Linked DNA regions of Homo sapiens: region 2 is linked to region 1. Evidence: chromatin loops called from intact Hi-C (ENCODE). Cell type or tissue: HepG2. All regions are shown on one strand.

Region 1 (8,000 bases):
ACCAGGAAGAAGTCTCAGCTTCTACATTAATGGGACTAAGGCTTCATTCCCTTTTTTGAAAGTTTTCTCTCTTAGGACTAGCGCCCCTAAGTCTTTCAAGTGCAAGGTTGTGGGTATGGGAAGCAAATATTTTTGTGAAATTCTGAATCAGAATAATCTTATGAGGAATAGTAAATGGAGAATAAGGCATTCTCTTAAACGGATCATGATGCTAGCAGAAGCTATGCAGACAACGAAAGCAAATCTGTTTCGGTGCCATGTTTTTATTCCCAGAAGGGCAAACTATTGGTCCTCCCTAATCTAAGGAAGCCAAAGTCATCAACTTCCACCAGATGGCTGGATAGCAACCAATTGCTCCTGAACACCTGAAGGAATTGTGCCACGCTCGAGGCTCTGAGCCACTTTCTGCTGTTGGCACAAAGTCTCTTGTTCACCTGCTTATTGAGAGCATGCTCGGCAGTGGATGCCCCCTACTGGGCATTTCTTGAACACACAACTATCTATACACTGTGCTCATCCCAAGAGATGCAGCCCAATACTCCTTCCAAAGACCACTTTATTCTTCTCAACCTTACCAATCTTATTCTTTTCAACTGGTCAAATTATTACCCTGTATTCATTTTGCAGTGAAAATCTATACCTCAAATTATGTTTTTCTACAAACCAATGTGGACAACCAGCTATATGCTCACAATTGTTGCTATCAGGAACATTTTATTTTACAGCCATCTATCAAGGTCACTTTGAAATGAAACTATACTATATTCTATCCAAATTTTAGCATAAAAATCTTGAAAAAACCCACTATATCTTCATTTTTTTTCTCTTCAGATATCTAGTCATACTGGTTATAAAGAATTTCCTACTAAGCCACAGATTTGAGTTGAAGAAAGACCACAAAACAGCAAGGGTGGGTCTAGACACATGCAGTTTACATGCATATTCTGAACTTGCTTGGGACCTGTCTCAGACACATCAGCCCCACTTAGTAACGGAATATTACACTTGTGTTCAGCCTTATGATTTGGTGAATCTGATAATACTCAGTTGACAGCCTAGAAGATATTGCTTGATCTAAATAGTTGGGGGAAAATCCCAGTATGGTGGACAGAAATATACCAAGATCACAATAGTAGTAATACACAGCCTTTCACCCAGTTCCTAGAATGCAGGCTGTTCATGGATCTGGAGTTCATTGATTGAGGAAGAGACACTTCCTCTGAGGCAGGGTCCCATAACGCACCTCAAGTATATGCTCTAAATTTTTTTCTATGTCTTCACTAGAGGTACAATAGGTATTTACCAGGATAACTTTGAATTGGGGAATGGCAAATACCCAGATCCTCCAAAAGTTTCTCAATGCTGGCTTTGCGTTTACATTAATTTCTGCTGGCTCAACATATCACCATGGCCCATTGGTGGTGAGGGGATAAAGGGACAGGTGACTGTGGAGGTCTGGGGGGAAGTGCGGTTGGCACCCAGAGCCATCTCACTGAGGCATTGTGAGTCCCTGGAAACACCATGTGAATATTTTCCCAGTTTCTAAATGCAGAGTTGGAATAGATGTACTTGGCACCAGATGGACTTCCCAAATTGCTTGCTTCCTTATCTTGCAGAGAAAGGTCTATCTTAGAAGCAAGAAACAGTGGAAGCCTCTATGACTCCAAGGCAAAAGGGAGAAATGGAGGAATTAATTTTCTCAGGGCCTAATGAAAACTGGAAGCAAGTAATGGGGCCAGAGACAGGGAGGGAATGGAACAAAGAAGGAAGGGAGCAGGGAAAATATGCTGACATTTCTCCATTCCGGAGCTCCAGAGTCCTGTACTGATGCCTCCAATTGTGTGTACCAGCTGGAACCAGCAGGAATGAGGCCGGATTTCATGGGGTTTAGAGAGGTCACAGGGTCTACAGGGTGCCATGTGTCACCTTGGGCACAGAAGAGATTAAGGAAGGATGGAAATGGATGGGTTTGGGCAAAAAATAATAATAAGGAGCAAAATTACCGCAGATATTGGATCCCTGCCATTGAAGAAAAAGGCTAAGAAGGGATTTATTTTGGAAGTTTTTTTTTTTTAATTGGTGAACAGAACACTCTCTAAATATGTGTAATGTTGACAAAAGAATCTCCTAAGAGAGAAAAAAATATTTTTTAAAAGAAACTCAACATTACTTAAGTAGAAATCAAGTTTCTATTATGTTAGAGATTATTTCACTTGAGATTAGAGTATATAAAGGTGCTCCTGGATCAGTTATTATTAAAATATAGATTGTATTTTAGCACAGACTGTTTCTTCTTTCATTAGAAATTTATTGAGTGAAATGAAAAGTATGGTACAATTTATGTCAGATATGTGTGTAGCTTATCTTTAAATAGATTTATCCATTCATCAGTCCTGTAGATGATATGGATTGTGTATCTGTGTGTGTGTGTGTTTATATGAGTTTTTAAAAAAAGCTTTCTAAGTGAGGCAACTCTTTTATTCTGAATTTTACACTATAATTTGAGGACTTTTTTTTTTTTTTAAATGCTTTCTATCATTTGTCTTGTTGCTGTGTCTTGTTACATTCTTAGAGCATTTTGAATTGTTTTGGATGGTTTTTGGAATAGAAGCTTGCCTACAGTTCCATTTTGGCCAAAAGTTTGATTTAAGAAATGTAATTATCTAATGTTAAGTTTGTGCTTGAATGTAGTTTCTTGCTCTCCTTGTTTAGACTGAACTGGTAACTTTTAGATTAAACTTTTATTTGGTCTACTCTCTTATTGAAGAGAAAAAGTAACAACCAAAGTAATAACCTGGGAAAGATTCTTGCTTTTTCAAACAGGCAAACTACTGCTAATTTATCTAATTCGTTTGTTTTTTAAATCACAGCTAAATATACCTTCCCTGTTAAAGCCATCCTTTATTTTCTATTTCAATTGTGCAAGAAGGAGCTTGAGATCATGAAATTCTTAAAATTCAGCCACAGTTCTCTTATATTCATATCCCCTAACACACTTTCTTCCTGAGGTTTTCAGAGATGTAGAAGTTAAAAGGGCTAGGAAGTGTGTTTTCTCAACAGAAAAAGTATAGAACAGAATTGTTAGCAAATACTTCTCTATCCATAAAAATACTTTAAAACTTAATTTATCATAGCATTAAATCATATAGGGATAATCTTTACATTTTTGTGATTTATGATGCAGGGAAAAGGTCATGGAAATGTTTTGGTCAAATGTAATCTCTGGGATTCTATATCAAACTAAAAACAAATATGTTTCTAGCCAGGAAAACTCTTACATGTATCCTCTCATGAGAATCCCCACTCAAGTTATATATTGGGGAGAGATTGATTAGAATTAGAGCAACAGTTTTACTTTGGTCAAAGTGTGAGTCCCAAGATGGCCTCACAATAAATCTGACAATGTCTATAGGGCACCCAGTAGACGTCAGGTAGTTTACTAGGAAGAACAGAGAAAATATTCCAGAGTTTTCCCTTGAGTTTGACCAACATTTCCTAGGGCACTAAGAGAACTCAGTATGCCTTTATTTCTTAGTTAAAAACATATGGGTAAGAATTTTGAGAAAAGCTTCCGATGACAGAGTCTGCAGCAAAGTGAGAATTGGATTTGAGTTAGAAAGTCCAAGTTTAAGCAAGGTTTTGCCCTTACCAGCTGTTACTAAGTCTCTAAGACTTATTTTCCTGTATGTGTCCTGTGGAAAATAGGACCTGACCGGCAGTTTGCCTATTTTTTATTATAATTTAAAATAGTAATGCCTTTGAGAAATGAATTATCAACTGAGCACCCATATATAAGTGCTACATATTTCTGTTCACAAACTTAGAGAAGTAACAAAGGGTAAGAATTTGTATGAGCAACACATAGTGTTTACAGATGAAGAGATGGACACAAGAGGGTAAATAATATTGTTTAGGGTTACACAGATGGAAAGAAAAATTAAAATCTGAAGTTTTCTGCAAGTCAACTTTTAATAAAAAACTTTGGGAGATAAAGAGGATTGTAGATCAGTGTTTATTCAGAACAAGGTCTGTGAATGACCTGCCTCAGAATATGTGGCCATTTGTTAAAAATGCAAATTCGTGGGCTTCACTCAAGTAACTAGGTCAGAGTCATTGGGAATGAGGCCCATTTTTTTTTTAAACAAATTCCCAAGTGATTCATGTGCATTCTAATAATCATGAATTGCTCTTTTATAGAGAATGCTAAAGTGAGTTACATCTTGCTCTGATGAGTGAATATTTGTATGTCCTTGGAGGTCTCATTGACCATCTTGATTTTCTGTATCTTTAAACAAAAGCTAAAGATTGCTGTCATTTGCCAATCTGTGATATTATAAGGAGAAAATATGGAAATATATATATATATATATACACACACACACACACAGTATATATATTTGTCCTGGAGCTTTAAGATGAGCTGTGAGGGGGATGCACTATGCATCAGGGATGCATCTGTAAACACTGTGTCGCTCATACACATTGTCACCCTTTGTTACTTTTCTAAGTAACATACAAAATACAGCTCCTTTGATGAAGACTGCACTGTACACCGTGTGCTTATACACACCCCCCAGCAGAGGGCAGTGTGCATCCCTCTCACAGCCCTTGCTAAAGCTCAGGGACAAATTCTACGTTGAATTCCCCCGAGTGATAGAGATAATACATATTTCTTGCAGGGCATTTGTTATTTTATAAAGGAAACACAGTGTGTTGTTAAATCTTACTTTATTTATTTTCCAAGAAAAAAATATGACCCTCCCAGGTCTTCTAAAATGAAGTTTGGCACTTCTAAGTCATGTCTGTGACTCAGTGCTGAGCTTTCCGTGAGCTCCGTCCCCAGGCTTGTATCAGTAAGTCGCCAGCCTGTACACCCGGGGCCATTATGGTCCTGCGCACAACCAAAGCATTGTGCGATTTGACCCTTTCTCTATCTACCTGGGGAAAGGAAGACTACAGCATGGAAGAAACACACAAACTCTCGTGTAGTGACATCACCTTGGCTTTGCTGCCTATCAAGGCCCAATTCCTAATAGGGACTTACTGGCTGTGTGGCCTTGGGAAAGCCACTTAATATTCCTGAATTTCAGTTTCCTTATTAGTTAAATTTGAGATAAAATCATATACTTCCCTGGGTTTGAAAGGATTGAAATGACATATTTGTGTAAATTTTCCTGGCAAAAAGCAATTGATAGAAAGATATTTCCTTTCTTCTCATCCTTATTGAAGATATTCATCCTTTTCTGTGGTTCACTGCATCCCTCTCATCATCAGATTAACTGAAATGTGACCAACATTTTTGGACATCTTCAATAAAGGAGCATGTATGCATCGAGGTCCAATGAATCTCAGCTCTGCAGCAGCCAGTGGAGAATCTCACCTGGATTTCACACAGGTACCCCTGCCAGGTTTGGAATGGTAGCAGTCACCATTTCACGAGACACCAATAAGCATCTTGTACATATTGTAAGACAGAACAATTCTGCAAGGAAGAAATTGTGATCCATATTTTACAGATGGAATCATGGCTCAGGGACATAAAGGAGAGAACCAAGGCCACAGATCTAATACACAGCACACCTGGGGTTTGAACTCAACTCTGTCTTCTTCCAAAATGTACATTTCTGCTAGACCACACTGATGCTCAGTCTAAAGCCAGATTGAAAATCTTTCTTCCTCAAACCTTCTTCTTTTTAATCTATTTCCTGTGTCAGAAAATGGAATCCTGATTTGCCTAGTCACCCAAAAAGGAAATTTAGATAATCTTTGGAATGGCCTTTTTCTTATTTCCCATCTCCAATCACCAAGGCTTCCTTATTTGTGTTCTTTGTATTTTAAACATTTGTTCTTCATTGTCATCTCAGAGGCATAACTACTACCCTAGGACATTAAGAATCTCATCTTAAATGTGGAGGGCAAAAATCAATCATTTCTCTGAGTCTGGTGAGATATCTTAATGCCTCTAGAATGATCTTTCTAAAACCCAGATTCATATTTGATTATATCGCCCTTTTCTTTTCTTTTCTTTTTTTTAGGCAGAGTTTCACTCTTGTTGCCCAGGCTGGAGCGCAGTGGCACGATCTCGGTTCACCGCAACCTCCGCCTCCCGAGTTCAAGCGATTCTCCTGCCTCAGCCTCCCGAGTAGCTGGAATTACAGGCGTGCACCACCATGCCTGCCTAATTTTTTGTATTTTTAGTAGAGACAGGGTTTCTCCATGTTGGTCAGGCTGATCTTGAACTCCTGACCTCGGATGATCCGCCTGTCTTGGCCTCTTAAAGTGCTGGGATTACAGGCCTGAGCCACCGTGCCTGGCCTATATCACCCTTTTCTATATGGCCATAGTTCCTCATGTCTATCTATGCCTCAGCTTCTGACCTTCTCTTTGCATAATTTTTTGCAAGCTCATGTACCATATTCCATTTTCTACCATGTGCCTTTGATGATACTGCTTTCTGTGCCTGGCATGGATACTTCCCTTGTTCCCTTGTTGAGTATCAGCATCTACTCAATATTTGCTCAAGCACTCCATCTTTTATGGACACTTTGTTAATCTCAGAGTAGAACTACCCACTTCTCCACGCTGCCCCACTGCACTGTGGAGGCCCGACTCACAGCACCAAGACATTTGCTGTTGGTCGTTAAATGTCCCCCGTCCTGGCATGCTGCACCTTCTTTGAAGTCAAGGATGGAATTTTGTTTGTCTTTAATATCTAACGAGCAGTACAATGCTAGCAATTAGTATAGGCACTTAGTGTTTATTGAAAGAGTAAATAAATGAGTGAGCGAAGAACATACTGTTTTGTGCTGGGATGAGGTAGGTGAGGAGCCAAAGGCTTCACGAAAGGTTTATAACACAACAAGGATAAGATAAGTTCCCTGACACAGACGGCGTGTTCAGGCAAGTGAACAATGTCAAAGTTAATTGATGAGTTAAGTCTTATCTTCTTTTATTTTCTTCACTATTATTCTATGGAAATGAGAGAGTCTATTTCCCTGAATAAATCAAATTACTTTGATTCTGTCTTCATGGCTGGAAAACTGTAAGTGGACAGAGAGAGAGAGCCAAACATTACTACAAATTCTTTTGGAGATATATTATCCCACCTTCACAGAAGACTGAGGATATCACCGTGAAAATTTCCCTCACAAAGCTCTGCCTAGGAAAGCCAGCTTGGAAGATCAAGATGGATATTTATTTGTTCCTATAAAGAATACTCATTTTACTATTTCAACAAAAAAGGAAAATAAAAAAGAATACCAGAGGGCTCTGTCAAGTGACAAGGAAAACTGCTGGTTTACTTATGACTGCTTTCAGCTGAATGTTAAAGGAGCCAATTGCCAGGATGTAAACAAAGGTTTATTTTACTGACACAAATCAGTAGTTGCATTAAGGTCTCAGGGACTCAGTTTCCCTTTTCTTCTTTTTGCACCATCCTTGGCATTTGGCTTTTTGTTTCTATGGTCCTTAAGGTGGCTGCTGTGTCTCCAGGCAACACGTCTGCATTCCAGACAGGAAGAAGAGCTGAGAGCAAAGGAAACAAGCATGTGGAGTGGAATCTGCCTCTTCTTACTCTTTGCAGTTTCACTCTGTAGACTTCACCTCTCACAGGCCACAGAGATTGCAGGGAAATGGGCAGGAAGCAGCTTTTTGAACATATTAGACTCCCTGAGCAAATCGTGGTTCTTTTAGTGAGAAAGAAAGGACAGGGGAAATTGACTGCCCCAAGTCCGTGTTTCAGCTGAGCACCTCATAAGAAAGAGGAAAGCATGACTCTGCTGTAATCTAGTGACATCTTTTCCTGTGTGAGTTGATCCAAGGTAGGGATGCTGAAAAAAACGTATAACGACCCGTATGCTGACTGCTCAGGGGGCTCACAAGGTGCATAAGGTTCTTCCGTAGACCCTGACATGCAACATCCGCTGGGCTTCATCTCCCAGGGAGTCTTGTGCAGGCCTCTACAGATGTTACCCTGGATTAATGTCTGTAATACTGTCTCT
Region 2 (8,000 bases), 1.0 Mb after region 1:
TAAAGAGCTTCTCCCCAGCAACAAAACACAACAAACAAACAAAACAACTATCAACAGGGTAAACAGACAACCTACAGAATGGGAGAAAATTTTTGCAAACTATGCATTTGACAAAGGTCCAGCATCTATTAATATAGGAAACTTAAACAAATTTACAAGAAAAAAATTAACAACCTCATTAAAAAGTGGCCAAAGGACATGAACAGACGCTTTTCAAAAAGAGACATACATGTGGCCAACAGTCATATGAAGAAAAGCTAAATAACACTGAATATTAGAGAAATGCAAATTAAAACCACAATGAGATACTATCTCACACGAGTCAGAATGGCTATTACTAAAACGTCAAAAAATAACAGGTGCTGGCGAGGTTGTGGAGAAAAAGGAATGAATATACACTGTTGGCGGAAGTGTAAATTAGTTTGCCCACTGTGGAAGACAGTACAGCAATTCCTCAAACACCTAAAACAGAACTACCATTCAACCCAGCAATTCCCTTACTGGGAATATACCCAAAAGAATATAAATTGTTCAACCATAAAGGTACATGAATGCCTATGTTCATTGCAGCACTATTCCCAATAGCAAAGACACAGACTCAACCTAAATGCCCATCAATGATAGACTGGATTAATAAAATGTATTACATATACACCATGGAATACTATGCAGCCAGAAAAAAGGAATGATATCATGTCCTTTGCAGGAACATAGATGGAGCTGGAGGCCATTATCCTTAGCAAACTAATGCAGGAACAGAAAACCAATTACCACATGTTCTCACTTATAAGTGGGAGCTAAATGATAAGAACACATGAACACATAGAGGAGAACAACAGACACTGGAACATTCTGGAAGGTGGAGGGAGGGAAGAGGGAGAGAATCAGGAAAAATAACCAAGGGGGTATTAGCCTTAATACGTGGGTAATAAAATAATCTGTACAACAAACCTCCATGACACACGTTTACCTATATAACAAACCTGCACATGCACCCCTGAACTTAAAAGCTAAAGAAAAAATTTAAAAATAGAGTAAAATAAGAACTCTACAATTAAATGATTCACAATTCAACAGGAGCAATAATATATTAGGTTGGTGCAAAAGTAATTGTGGTTTTTGCCATTATCTTTAATTAATTTTGCCATTAAAGATAATGGCAAAAACCACAATTACTTTTGCACCAATTTAATAAAAATGGATGTTGGTACAATTATAATGCTGTTGTAATGGATAAGTGACTTTGGGCTGGGACTTGAACTGAAAATAAGAGTGTTCCAGGAATAAGTGCATCTGTATGTATGTGTGTGACATGTGTACACATGTGTGTGTCTGCATGTGGGAGTGAGAACATGGGGAGAGAAGAGCAGGACAGAATGATAGAGAGACAGAGATATTGATTGATTCATGATGATGTTACTAAATCACGTTATGGAAGCTGGAGAATAGAGCAGAAGATGGGGACATGTTGAGTCACAGATAACTTCAGAGGGAGAATATCCACTTGATAGAAGATGGCTTAGCATTCGAGCAAGAAGTTAAGGCGGGGGATATTTGCCCATTTATTTGTTCACTCAATAATTATTATTGGGTGTTAACTGTGCCTCAGGCATTGTAATAGAGATTCTGTTAGGGAAGTAAACACATGGATGAAACAACATGGACTATTTCTTCAGGAAATTTATGGTCCATCGAGGGGGAAGACATGTAAGCAAACATAATTCAATTATTAAGAGAATTATATTATAACAAACAATTAGATGAAAAAGCAGATATAATTAAAAGGTATGATTTACAATTTAAAAAATTATTGAGGACCCCAAAGAGCTTGGGTTTATTTGGGTAATATTGAAATTTATGGCATTAGAAATTAAAACTAATAATTTAAAAATTTTACTAAATCTCTATAAAAACAACACTAATTAACTCATTGCAAGTTAACATAAATAACACGTTTTCTAGGAAAAATACCTGTATTTGCCAAAATAAAAAAAATTAGTGAGAAGAGCAATGTTATTTAACATTTTTGAAATCTCTCTAATGAATGGTTTAATAGAAAATCACTGCTGAAGTCTCTTATCTGCTCTGCATTCAATCTGTGGTGATATCACGCACATGAGCCCTCTAGAAAACTATAGTGAAAGAATAAGAGAAAAACACAGGCAAATGATGCCTTAGTATTTTTATGTGAAAAAATGTGATGTTATGTAAATGATCTCTGGAAACCCAGCCATTCGTGGGTCTCACTTTACACACCACTAGTCTACTGTGTAGACTTGTCCTATCACCAGTCTCAACCCAACTCTTCAGCCTGCTCCCAAAAGCATCCAACAAATCCGTGCCCACTTCAAATCAAAGGTCTCAAACACTAGGTGCTCTGTGAACAGAATCAACTGGCAGTAAATCCCTTAATACCAAAAGCTTAGTGTGCTGATTTTCATAGAAAGTGAGGGGCAGAAGAGGCTCTGTCTCACTCTCTAGCTGGGCTTGTGGGAAGAAAAACCACAGAGAGAATTACAAAAAAAACCCATACCCCTGCAAGAGGAGGAAACACAGACAACAGGCCTACACTTCCCAGGTGCCTGTGACTTACAAATGAAAGTCCAGTGGTGGTGGGGAATGCAGAGTATTATGTCCTTAGCTCTCCTCTGAGAGTTTGAAGAACTCTCAGTGTAAATACAGAGGTTAGTTGCATGGTTAAAACAGATAAAATATTATGTTTCCAGATTTCCATTTCATAGAGAAATAAACTCATGTACAATGTAAAATATGGTGACTCTCTGAGCCATAATGTGACTGGACAGGACTAACGTAAATTTTCTAGTCCAAGAGTGAGTGGAGTAGAGCCTCAACCTAGTGAAAATAGAAAGTAGATTAAAATCAGAATTGGAGAGTATTACAGCTAAGTATAATATAAAGTGGGATGCAAGGAGAATTGTGACCTGAAAAATGAAAGAGATATTTTGGATGGAGTAGTCAACTATGAGAGACAGACTCCAAGGAGGAGTCCACTGGCACTTCCTTCCTAGTTTAGACCCACTTCTTGGTGAGACTGCAGTCCTTCAATCCATGGGCCAATCCTAACTGGATAATAGTCCACATTATCACCCCAAACTAACTTAGATCTGACTCAGCACAGTCTTAAACCCAATTTTTTCTCTGTAGGCCTAATAATGAGATAATTTATAACTCAAATCTGAAATCTCAAAGGTGACAGCACTTGGACTTAAGTCAATGGAGAACAATAAATGAGCGAGTTTGAGAGTTTGGCTTGAAGCTTTTGCTCAGAGGTAGAGAATCTGTATCTGGTTATTTCTGCTGGGAAAAATATATCAAGGATTCACTTTGTAAGTAACGAGGATGGCCTCTGTAACTTCTCCACAAATGCCTGGGGAGAGACACACTGAAAAATGTAAAAAGGGTAAAGTCTGGAGTTGCCATGGTTGTTTCAGAAAAAAGAAAATGAATTTTAAGCCATAGACATATGTTTGGGCTCCAGGTTGTCACTTTCTAGGCTTGTGGTGCAAGAAATTTACTTAACTTCTTTGAGCTACAGTATCCTAATTTGTGAAGTGTGAAAAATGGTACCTATTTTACGGAGTTATTTTAAGGATTAAATTAGGAAAGGATATAAATGTGCTAGGACACAGCTAGTGTATGGTAGGCAATCAATAATCATTATTATGATTATAATTTAATATACACTTTATATAACTGAGTTTTATTTCTAAAGGGTGGATAAAATATGTATTTTTATAAATAACTCAGTTTAATAGGGGATAAATAATTTCTTCATTATGAAGTAAAAGCAATTTTTTTGGGAAAAGATAAAATAAGGTTATAGTAATATATTGTTCTGTTTAGTTAGTATTTAATATGTGTGTTTCTCTTCTTAGGCTAATATAACATATCCCCCCTTTCAGATAATTTAAATAGGAAATCTTGTAACCAGTGTTTTTGAAACAAGGGCTATTTGTACCCAAATTGTCAAGGAGCTTGTTAAAAATTCAGTTTCCTATACCTTCTGAATCGGAACTCTGTGTTGCCCGGTTGTCTAAATTAAAAAACAAAAATCTGACTAAACGCAAACGCTTAAGTCACTCCAATAGAGTCAACAGCTGCTCCTGATTAGCTCAGGACTTTCCTGGTTCCAGTACTGAAAGGCCCACCTCCCTGCTCCTTGGAAATCCCTCAGCCCCACTAAGAAAATGTGGGTGCCAATAGCAACAGTGGGTAAAATTTTCTCCACTATGTGAGCACATAACATGGCCTCACAGCGTGGTAAGGTACATTTACAACATAGTTACAGAGAGCCTCCTCCACATGTTTAATGCCAAAGGAGAAACTTTAAGTGAAGCATATTTCATTACAAATAGAAAAGGAAAATTTACCTGAAGAAAAATTGGATTCACTTAAAGGATCTGCTCAAACCATGATGGTTTGTCACCCAAGTAGCTAGTTACTACAAAACAACATAAAGAAATAAAGAGATTTAAGCCACAATTTCATTAGCATTATATTTTGTAAAAAATCAACACCAGTTTGCTTTGCCAATTAACAATTCATTCCTGTGGTTAGGCTGACCTCTGGTGGGAATGTGATTTCAACTACAATTATTTGAGAGCAGATTCTTCAAGTGAATCAGAATTTTCTTTAGGGTTTTAAATCTTCATTTTCTATAAGAAATGAAATATGCTTCACTTAAAGTTTCTCTTTGGCATTAAACATGTGGAGGAGGCTCTCTGCAACGCTGTAGATGTATCTTCTCATGCTGTGGGGCCTACCGGGTATTCATATCGTGGGAAAAATGTTATCCACTGCTGCTATAGGCACCCACATTTTCTTAGTTATTACTAGAGAATATCTTCTTTACATGAAATCCATAACAAGATAGGTAATTTAAAATTTAGTCTCTAAGCACTGGTCTTATTTGGTGTGCCCTTGCCCCTAACTTACCTTTCTCCCAGATTTCTATGTGTGTTTTTCTTTTCTTTTTCATTTTTTAAATTTTACTTTAAGTTCTGGGATACATGTGCAGAACGTGCGGGTTTGTTACCAAGGTATACATGTGCCGTGGTGGTTTGCTGCACCTATCAACCCATCATCTAGGTTTTAAGCCCCACATACATGCATGCATTAGATATTTGTCCTAATGCTCTCCCTTCCCTTACCCCCGCAACCCACGACAGGCCCCCGTGTGTGATGTTCCCCTCCCTGTGTCTATGTGTTCTCATTGTTCAACTCCCACTTATGAGTGAGAACGTGCAGTGTTGGTTTTCTGTTCTTGTGTTAGTTTGCTGAGAAGGATGGCTTCTAGCTTCACCCATGTTTCTGCAAAGGACATGATCTCATTCTTTTTTATGGCTGCATAGTATTCCATGGTGTACATGTACCACATTTTCTTTATCCAGTCTATCACTGATGAGCATTTAGGCTGGTCCAAGTCTTTGCTGCTGTAAATAGTGTTGCAATAAACATACATGTACATGTGTCTTTATAGTAGAATGATTTATAATCCTTTGGGTATATACTCAGAAATGGGTTTGCTGGGTCAAATGGTATTTCTGGTTCTAAATCTTTGAGGAATCGCCACACTGTCTTCCACAATGGTTTAACCAATTTACACTCCCACTCCCACCAACAGTGTGAAAGTGTTCCTATTTCTCTACAGCCTCGCTAGCATCTGTTGTTTCCTGACTTTTTAATAATTGCCATTCTAACTGGCGTGAGATGGTATCTCATTGTGGTTTTGATTTGCATTTCCCTAATGACCAGTGATGATGAACTTTTTTTTTATATGTTTGTTGGCTGCATAAATGTCTTCTTTTGAGAAGTGTCTGTTCATATCCTTCACCCACTTTTTAATGGTTTTTTTTTTCTTGTAAATTTGTTTAAGTTACTTGTAGATTCTGGATATTAGCCCTTTGTCAGATGGATAGATTGCAAAAATTTTCTCCCATTCTGTAGGTTGCCTGTTTACTCTGATGATAGTATTTTTGCTGTGTGGAAGCTCATGTGTTTTTCTTTTGCTTCCTTCAGGTCTCTGATGAAATGTTGTCTTATCAAGGAGATGTTCCTGACCACACTATATGGAATAGCAACTCTTTCCCTGCTACTTTCTATTATTCTTATCCTGTTTTAGTTCTCTTTTGCAGCAGTCAACAATACTTGATATATATCTGTTTATCTATCTTCCTATCATATCATATCTATCTATCTATCTATCTATCTATCTATCTATCTATCTATCTATCATCTAACTATCCATTCCTCCACCCATTCATCTAATCTGTTATTTATCTATCCATCTCATCTATTATCTATGTGTCTATCCACCCACCCATCTATCCATCCATCTAATCTGTTACCTAACTGTCCATCTATCCAATCTATATTATTCATCTGTCAATATATCTAATCTATTATCTATCCATTCATGTAATCTATTATCTTTGTATCTATCTATCCACCCACCCATCCATCTAATCTATTAGCTAACTATCCTTCTATCTAATCTAATCTGTATCTATCCATCCACCTAATCTATTTTCTTTTTCTTCCTTTCTTTTCTATTATCTATCTATCTATCCATCTATCTATCATCTATCTATTCATCCATCCATCCATCCATGCATCCATCCATCCATCCATCCATCCATCCATCCAATCTAGTATCTCTCTATCCATCCATCTAATCTGTTTTCTATCATCATCCATTTCTCTCCTATTTCTCTTTCATTTATCTATCTTCTATCTATCTACCTATCTCATCTGTCTATTTCTCACTATTCCTACTAGAATATAAAGGCAGGGACTTTGTTTATATTGTTTACTGTTATATCCACAGCATTTAGGACTGGATTTCTACTATGTACTTATTGATGCACAAGACATATTTATTAAATGAATGAATGTCCTTTTTAAATTAACATAATACCCATAATATCCAATCTCTGAAAGACAAAGAGCAGCCAAATACAATACTTGAGTCCTCGCAAAGAAAGTTTTAGTTAAAAGAAATCACACTACAGGCAGTCCTTTCACAAGTAAATGACCCAGTTACCTAATTTCATGAAGTAGAAATAGAGTAGTAATAACATGTGTCATTCACAGGCCTGGGCAAGCGAGCAGCAATGCTGGTTGTGATGATTGTATAAGGCCCCAGGCACGAGGGAGGAGGTGTTAAAGTATCTCTCCAGAGTAGCCTCAGGCTGCATATAAATTGGGTTGAACAGGGAATCAGGAGATCAGGGCTACAGAAGCTGCATTAATCTTCAGGTTGACTGGATGACAAAAACAGGAAAAAAGGATATAAGGTGAGCGGCAGGAAGATTAGAAACTACTCAGAATACCAAGTGCTGTGTTGGTTTGGACAAATTAGAGAAGCACTTCTGTAGTAGAAGTTGCTTAAGGACTTATTAGCAATGTTAATGTGACCAAGCTACCTCTTGCTTCATAATTACACTTCATAAATAGATGAGAACTTAATCCATTGTAAAGTCATACATCCCATGGTAAGCACTTAGTATGTGTTAACGGCGGTTTGTTTTTTTTATTGCCGTTTTTGTTTGTTTGTTTGTTTTTGTGAGACAGGTTCTTGCTCTGTTGCCCAGACCGCAGTGCAGTGGTGCAAGCAATGCTCACTGCAGCCTCGACCTCTTAAGCCCAAGCGATCCTCCCACCTCAGCCTCCCCAAGTAGCTGGGACCATAGATGTGCACCACCAAGCCCAGCTAACTTTTTATTTTTATTTTCATTTTGTAGTTACGGGGTTATCCTATGTTGCCCAGGCTGGTGTCAATATCCTGGGCTCAAGTAATCCCCCCGGCTTGGCCTCCCAAAGTGCTGGGGTTACAGGCATGAGTCACTGTGCCCAGCCTTGTTTTTGTTGTTGTTGTTGCATACAAGTGGTCCTGTTACATTAAAATATCACATATGATTGGTATAATTCATGATGTCAGAGCTTTAATTAAAAATGAATCCATTCTGTATGTGCCTCAC

What was found. A loop is a pair of places that touch in the nucleus more often than their neighbours do. Peaks named below come from ENCODE experiments on the same cell type or tissue, not always from the same donor. Only the 100,000 strongest peaks of a DNase experiment are listed, where the experiment ranks them.
Region 2: it touches region 1 in a loop (6-fold over the local background); 7 of 110 quality-filtered maps call a loop at or near these places.

Annotation. Positions count from the first base shown.
Region 1 is chr4:177,044,117-177,052,116 of GRCh38, reverse strand. No RefSeq gene overlaps it. Among named protein-coding and RNA genes, the nearest start is that of LINC02509, 170 kb to the right of the region's middle. In HepG2, CTCF peaks have their summits at 466 (motif pointing left) and 4,581 (motif pointing right); a DNase peak (open chromatin) is centred at 4,586.
Region 2 is chr4:176,031,277-176,039,276 of GRCh38, reverse strand. No RefSeq gene overlaps it. Among named protein-coding and RNA genes, the nearest start is that of WDR17, 31 kb to the left of the region's middle. In HepG2, a CTCF peak has its summit at 4,579 (motif pointing left); no DNase peak of the experiment used is centred here.